Regions from separate parts of the Homo sapiens genome. Here region 1 is linked to region 2. Evidence: chromatin contacts called from ENCODE Hi-C or POLR2A ChIA-PET data. All regions are on one chromosome and are shown on one strand. The core of a region is the stretch at or near the end of the contact, and the rest is flanking DNA. Distances in the headings are between cores, read along the strand shown.

The links. A loop is a pair of places that touch in the nucleus more often than their neighbours do. ChIA-PET counts read pairs that join two places held with the same protein, here RNA polymerase II (POLR2A). Pooled maps may share reads with other maps.
Region 1: a loop to region 2 is called in a map of posterior cingulate gyrus, with 2.3 times the contacts of the local background. The contact joins two enhancer-like sites. A Hi-C loop is called at or near these places in 47 of 168 maps with a recorded cell type or tissue (B cell, CD4-positive, alpha-beta T cell, CD4-positive, alpha-beta memory T cell and 30 more), 37 of 37 single-sample maps with no recorded cell type and 37 of 50 pooled maps. POLR2A ChIA-PET finds 5 or more read pairs at or near these places in 23 of 52 experiments (A673, AG04450, CD4-positive, alpha-beta T cell and 17 more).

What each region holds. Positions count from the first base shown.
Region 1 is chr4:87,071,403-87,075,092 of GRCh38, forward strand. All of the region lies in intron 4 of AFF1 (ALF transcription elongation factor 1), which reads left to right. LOC105377320 (a long non-coding RNA gene) reads left to right here. Exons shown (of 2, transcript XR_938956.2): 2 at 2,137-3,690. Among named protein-coding and RNA genes, the nearest start is that of AFF1, 140 kb to the left of the region's middle. RefSeq lists enhancers at 2,199-2,388, 2,409-2,458. Within about 2 kb of position 1,994, at least 21 of the 41 ENCODE cell types and tissues checked have a DNase peak (open chromatin) inside an H3K27ac peak, as active enhancers do; they include GM12878 and OCI-LY7, where a contact is called at or near this core.
Region 2 is chr4:86,996,651-87,000,144 of GRCh38, forward strand. The region is part of intron 2 of AFF1 (ALF transcription elongation factor 1); the gene reads left to right. Among named protein-coding and RNA genes, the nearest start is that of AFF1, 63 kb to the left of the region's middle. Within about 2 kb of position 1,606, at least 3 of the 41 ENCODE cell types and tissues checked have a DNase peak (open chromatin) inside an H3K27ac peak, as active enhancers do; they include GM12878 and OCI-LY7, where a contact is called at or near this core.

The DNA.
Region 1 (3,690 bases), core at 744-3,243, 75 kb after region 2:
AGCGCAGCCTGGTAGACAGTGTTGCTGTGGCTGTAGAAATAACACTGCTCATTTTTATGGAGGATATTGCTGTATGCCAGTTAAAGAAATTCAAGTTGAAAGACCTTTAAATTTTTTTTAATAATACACTTCCTTCCCCACCCCCAAGCTGTCACCATGATTATGATGCCAGGAAAGCAGTGCGGTGGCTCCAGGATTGTTCTCCCATGGGCTGTGTGCCAGGTGGATGAAGTAGTCAGGAGGGCCACAGTTGGGTTTATGTACAACCTAGATATCATCTACTTGTGCTGGTTGACCCTCCATTTTCTAAAGGCAATTTCCAAAGGGAGTTGCTTTTGTTGTTACTATTAGAACGGTTGCCTTTTTTCCATATGATCTCTTCTCTGTCACTTAGGTTCTGTATTCTATATAGAAAAGTATGGAGGGAAAGGGAAGAATCAGGAAAGATAGTGAATGCAAGAATATTGGGGGTTATGATGTGGTTAAGTTAGATTGTGCCTCAAAACACTGAAAAGATTGGAGTTTCGGGTCAGGAGCTCTGGATTAAAGGCCAACGGGAATCTTTTAAACTTCTTGGTTGTGTGTGTGTGTCGGTGTGTGAAGTCAGAGGCAGACGATGAGAGAAATAAATTGAGATGGAGAGAAAATAATATGAATGCTTAGAAGATTTTAAATTCAGGGCTGGGCGTGGTGGCTCACGCCTGTAATCCCAGCACTTTGGGAGGCCGAGGTGGGCGGATCACGAAGTCAGGAGATCTAGACCATCCTGGCTAACACGGTGAAGACCCGTCTCTACTAAAAATACAAAAAATTAGCTGGGCCTGGTGGCGGGCGCCTGTAGTCCCAGCTACTCAGGAGTCTGAGGCAGGAGAATGGCGTGAACCCGGGAGGCGGAGCTTGCAGTGAGCCAAGATCACACCACTGCACTCCAGCCTGGGCAACAGAGCGAGACTCCGTCTCAAAAAAAAAAAAAAAAAAAATTTAAATTCAGAAGGCATTAAGAGGACATTTATTTTTTAAACGATTTTCTCCTTGGCACTTATTAAATACCTATTTAAAATAAATTCAAGAATAACTTTTATATATCTAGTCTGCCCCTTGTATTTATTTATTATTTATTTTTATATTTATATTTTTGAGATGGAGTTTTGCTCTGTCTCTCAGGCTGGAGTGCAGTGGCACGATCTCAGCTCACGGCAGCCTCCGCCTCCTAGGTTCAGCAATTCTCCTGCTTCAGCCTCCCCAGTAGCTGGGATTACACGCTTGCACCACCCACCACCACGCCTGGCTGATTTTTTTTGTATTTTTAGTAGAGATGGGATTTCACCATGTTGGCCAGGCTGGTCACAAACTACTGACCTCAAGTGATCTGCCTGCCCTCGGTCTTCCAAGGTGCTGGGATTACAGGCGTGAGCCAGTGTACCCAGCCTCTTGTGTTTATTTAAAAAGAAATACTGGCGTTTGTCGAATGATGGAGTCTTATTTTCAAACTTTTGTATTAAATATATTTTCGCTTTCACCAGATCAGTAAATCAGTGTATCAGATGAGTCTTGCTGGAAGTCTGATGTAGTTTGTGTATAGTTTTAGACCAAATTTATATGCAGAGATAACGCAGGAAAAGATAATTAAGTCTATCTAAGATTCAGTGGGATTAGTAAGCCTTAAAAAAAAAAAAAGACCAAATCTGTTTATTGATAGGTTATAGAAAAGCAAAATACTTCCTTAAATTAGGCACTTTTTGATAGGCTTAAATAAATGATGTATAACTGTTCATGATGTTCTGATATTAAATGAATTGTACATTCCCAGGATGACCTTGAGCCCTTTTTCTAGACCCTAGTAATTAACCTGATTGCTCATTACCCAGCATTAAAGCCAAAAAAAAAAAAAAAAAAAAAAAAAAAAAAAAAAGCGGGGGCGGAGGATTTACTTGTTCAGAATTAAGATGTCAAGGACAAGGTCGTCTTTATTTGCCTTCTCTCTTTTGCGTTTGTTATAGTGTCAGTAATCCCCAGGGTGTTTGGGGCTCAGATTGCTTCCTCAGAGTATATATGCCTCTAGCCTACCACTTCAATAATTTTCTGTCCTTTTTTCCCCCGTTTTTTTTGTGTTTTGTTTTTAAATAACGATGCCAGGAGACAGAAAACCAACACCTACTCCAGAAGAGGCTGTTGAGATTACTGCTGGAATAAGCCCAGGATAAAATCTTTATGTCCTTTCAGACAAAGCGTGGATTAAATAGTTTATCTGACTCATATGACTGCAGTTTCTTTCGGCCTCATCCAGAAACTGATACAAAGTTGTTTTTTTCTTCTTCCTTTTTCTGGTGCTTCTATAATCTTAGCTTATGCTCAGCTGTGAAAAAAGTAAATGTCCAGGCAGGCACTCTCTGCAACATAGAATTAAACATGCTTCCTGAACATTGTTTGCACTTTCATTTGACAGAGAGCAGAAATACAGGTTTATGTATCCATAAATCCTGTCATGGTTGACAAAGTAATTTAATAGTGTTTTGACTCAGAACCATCCGTTAATACGATTTGAGAGACAGAGTAGAGTGCTCGTGTGTGTGTGCACGTGCGTGTGTGCATGTGTGTGTAGGACTGGATGGGGTGGGTGCAGGGCAGGAAGCATGTGACAGAACACCACCACGCTGCAGTTTCACACCCTCCCTGCAGCAATAGGTTTTAACTGAAAAGCTACTACTCATGCTTTGCAAATTGATAGTCCCACTGAAAAAAAAAAAATTAAATTCTTCCGAAAAACACTCTGAGGTTTTCGTGAGCAGAATTGGTTGTAGAAGGGGAAATAGATCATATAGCTTAGGCCATTTGAAAGGACTTGTCAGTTGACTATTGCTGGAATGGAACCAGTGTCTAGACTTGTTCTTTGTGATGCCTTTAAAAAAAAAAAAATCAGTGCCTTTTAACCATTCTTACTTAATCATTCATGGCTGCTGTGCCCACAATGGGCTTCATGGGGCCTCATGTGGTCTTTCATCAAAGGCACAGTGTTTTAAAGTCTTAGACCATTGGGGATTCTGATTCCCCTTATTACGTGGTGAATGGTAATGGTTCATAGTCAATAGTTAGGAAGTTGGTGAATAACTGAGATTAGACATTTACTGTCAAACAGTGGTAAGTTTTTTACATTTGTTTTTCATTCAGGTACTTTGTTGTTAAGTGAGTTTAAACCTATCCCAGCACACCCTACTTATTTTAACTTTTGCACTGTTAGTTGACATATTGTCATAATATGTACTGAAAACATTTCTGCGTATAAAACATCAACACTGAATTGTACCTTTTATATGTACTGTTTCATGTGACTATACAGGACCTTGCAAACATCAAAAATTATATTGTATGTGATCTCAGGATATATAATGGTAACAAAATCAGTGAATCCAGCATTGTTACTGCTTCTCTCATTATTTGCATATTCTTATCAAGTGAGTGTTTACAATTATACATGTGGACAACAACCACTCATTGTTTTCATTTTTATTTAAGCCGGGTCTTAAGAACTGGAATCCTTGGTTTCATAATTAAAAGAGGCCCTCTTTGTAGAGATCAAAACAAAATTTCCAGAATGTTTTAAGTAGCTCAGTTAATGCAGATTGAGCCTCTACAAATTTTATATGCTTTAGAAAAATATCTTTATGATGCCAATTATGCAGATTACCTCAC
Region 2 (3,494 bases), core at 356-2,855:
ACCTTCCCTCCACTATTGTCCTGTGACCCTGCCAAATCCCCCTCTGTGAGAAACACCCAAGAATGATCAATTAAAACAAACAAACAAACAAAAAAACCCACAAATATTTATGTTGAAACTTAAACCCGATGTGGCAGTATTAAAAGGTGGAGCCTTTAAGAGGTGATTGGATCGTGAAGGATCTGCCCTCATGAATGAATGCATTCAAGATTAACGAGTTTATGGGTTACCATGGGAGGAGAACTGGTGGCTTTTAATTTAATTTAATTTTATTTTTTTGAGAGGGAGTCTTGCTCTGTTGCCCAGGCTGGAGTGCAGTGGCACGATCTCAGCTCACTGCAACCTCTGCCTCCCGGGTTCAAGTGATTCTCCTGCCTCAGCCTCTCAAGTAGCTGGGATTACAGGTGCCCACCACCATGTCTGGCTAATTTTTGTATTTTTGGTAGAGACGGGGTTTCACCATGTTGGCCAGGCTTGTCTCGAACTCCTGAGGTCAGGTGATCCGCCCGCCTTGGCCCCCCAAAGTGCTGGGATTACAGGCATGAGCCACCACGCTTGGCCTGAACTGGTGGCTTTATAAGAGGAAGAGACCTGCAGTAGCATGTTTGCATGCTCAGCTCCCTCACCATGTCACTTTGGGACTCTAGAGTCCCCACCAGCAAGAAGGCTTTCACCAGGTGTGGCCCCTTAACTGTGGACTTCCCAGCCTCCATAACTGTAAGGAATAAATTCCTTTTTAAAATAAATTACCCAGTTTCAGGTATTCTGCTATAGGCAGCAGGAAATGGATTAAGGCACATGCATTCTAAATATTTAAAAATGCATACTTGGGCTGGGCGCAGTGGCTCATGCCTGTAATCCCAGCACTTTGGGAGGCCGAGGCAGGTGGATCACAAGGTCAGGAGATCGAGACCATCCTGGCCAACACGGTGAAACCCCATCTCTACTAAAAATACAAAAAATTAGCCGAGTGTGGTGACGGGCGCCTGTAGTCCCAGCTACTTGGGAGGCTGAGGCAGGAAAATGGTGTGAACCTTGGGGGCAGAGCTTGCAGTGAGCCAAGATTGTGCCACTGCGCTTCAGCCTGGGCAACAGATCGAGACTCCATCTCAAAAAAAAAAAAATGCATACTTAAGAGAAAAGGATAGAAAAAAACAGGCCTAAGAAGCTGAGTGAGGCTGGGCATGGTGGCTCACGCCTGTAATCCCAGCACTTTGGGAGGCCGAGGCTGAGGTCAAGGACTCCAGACCAGCCTGGCCAACATGGAGAAACCTCGTCTCTACTAAAAATACAAAAAATTTGCCAGGTGTGGTGGCACATGCCTGTAATCACAGCTACTTGGGAGGCTAAGGCAGGAGAATCGCTTGAACCCAGCAGGCGGAGGTTGCAGTCAGCTGAGATTGTGCCATTGCACTCTGGCCTAGGCAATAAGAGCGAAACTCCGTCTCAAAAAAAAAAAAAAAAAAAAAAAAAAAAACAAGAAAACTGCGTGGACAGCTTTAGTATCAAGAGGGCAGAAGTAGAACCAATGGAACAGGGCTCTATTTTAGCTTCATGAGAGATAGAAGTTTCTAATCCTCATCATTGGCCTGCTGTGGAAGGGGCTGCCTTGTAATGACAACAGATGTCCCTGGAGACATGCAAACAAGCTAGTCTCGCTAGAAGAAAGAGCATTCTTGCATGGAGAAGTGGATTAGATGACCCTTACCTCCTTCCTGGAACTAAGACTTGATTATAGTTGTTTTGTTTTTAGAATAATTGTGATTCAGTTTTGTGACTACAAAAACAGGTGTGTGTTCATTTTATAACGTTTAGACAATTTTTAAATACCCAGAAGAAAATAACGTCATCTGACTGTTCCATTCAGAGATACCTACTGCTAGCATTTTGCTACAGAGGCCCCATCAATCTTTTGAATACACATTTCATTCAATTTTGATGAAGTGGGATACTAACAAACATACTGTATTGTACCTGTTTTTTTTTCCTTTTAAAAATTATTGTATTTTGTACCTGCTTTTTTATTAATCAAAAAACTCTGATACTATGAATGTCTTCCTTGTCATTAAGTATTTTTTGTAAAACAAGAGGGTGAAAGCTTATTCAGTGGAGGGGGTGGTAGTGGTGATGGGAGGAATTAGAGATCAGTGTTATAAATTCAGAAATAAAGAGAAGTATCTAAAGTGAGCTCTTCCCACTCCCATCCCTCTACTTTCAGTATCTCAAGAAATCTCTGGGATTTTGGTAGCAATATGTGTGGAGAACAAGCCAGGAAAAGGATCTCTAGTTTGGATGATTGGTGATTGGCTCATAAATTAGGGGCCAGGAGGAATGGAGTGGGTTGGAATTGGGGCCATTCAGATGAATTCTGGCCTGGTCTGGCCTTGGGACCATTTCTCAGGCTGTCTCTTTCTCTTCCCTGTTTCCCTTTCCTTTTGAAAGGCATCACTACTCCTTCGCACTCACTGGTGTTTGCTATTCAACAAATTATTAATGTGGCTGATCTTATTTTAAGGGGTTTATTGCTGATCTTCACAGTTAAAAAACACACGGTAAAATATGGAATGTTTTAGTTTTGTGTTAGCCAAGTCCCTCCTGATCTGCTTATAGGAAGCTCTCTTTGAATTCTGCCTTCTGCTTTTATTCCCAAGGAAGGAACTAACTAAACACACTTTTCCCCTAGTCTTTTTTAATTCCTTTTTTTGTGAAGGAGATACTATCTTCTTCCTGTATGGAGAAACCACCCCTTACAGACCCTAGAGGCAGCTAAGTCTCATTGATAGATATCTCTCAGCATCTGTTGTAACTGCATCCAGATGGGGAGGATCTTATTGTGTAGACACAATGAGAAAATGTTCTATTTTGGACAACCTCCCAAGTGCCTTTTCATGCCCAGGAAAGTGTTTTGGGGCATCTAGAACAAATAGTCTTGGAGTTACAGAGAGAAGTTTAGGTTGGAGTTACACATTTAGAGAGTTACTGATGATATTGTACAAGACAGCATTTAGATTGAGAAGAGACAAGTAAGGTTTGTTAGAACTCTATCCTGGATCCTGGATGTGTGAGCAGAAAGAATTGTAAAATAAGATTGAGTTGCTTGAAGTCTGCAGAGAGCCTTTCATGGGAGGTGGTCACTGGCATCATAAAGGAAGCCGACTTCTCTTGGTGTAAGAAGCTTGGCAGTGATGGCAGAAGGAGACTGGGTGGTAGCGTTTACAGAGAAGAAACCAATGTATTGGGAGAAATGCCTTGTGCTGGGACTAGGGTAGAGAAAATAGATGATGAGCCTGGAGCATCCTGTAGTAACAGAAAGGAAAGGGTGCTCGAAACACAAAAGGATGGGGCATGTCAAAGGGGCAAGGAGCCAACCTGAAGGGGCTCCCAGTGGCCAAGGCTGGAACAATTTGATAACAAAATCAATCATGTAGTGGCTTATGATACAAAGTTCAAAGGAAATACCTGTGAGAGCATGCTCATATAAATAAATAATTGAA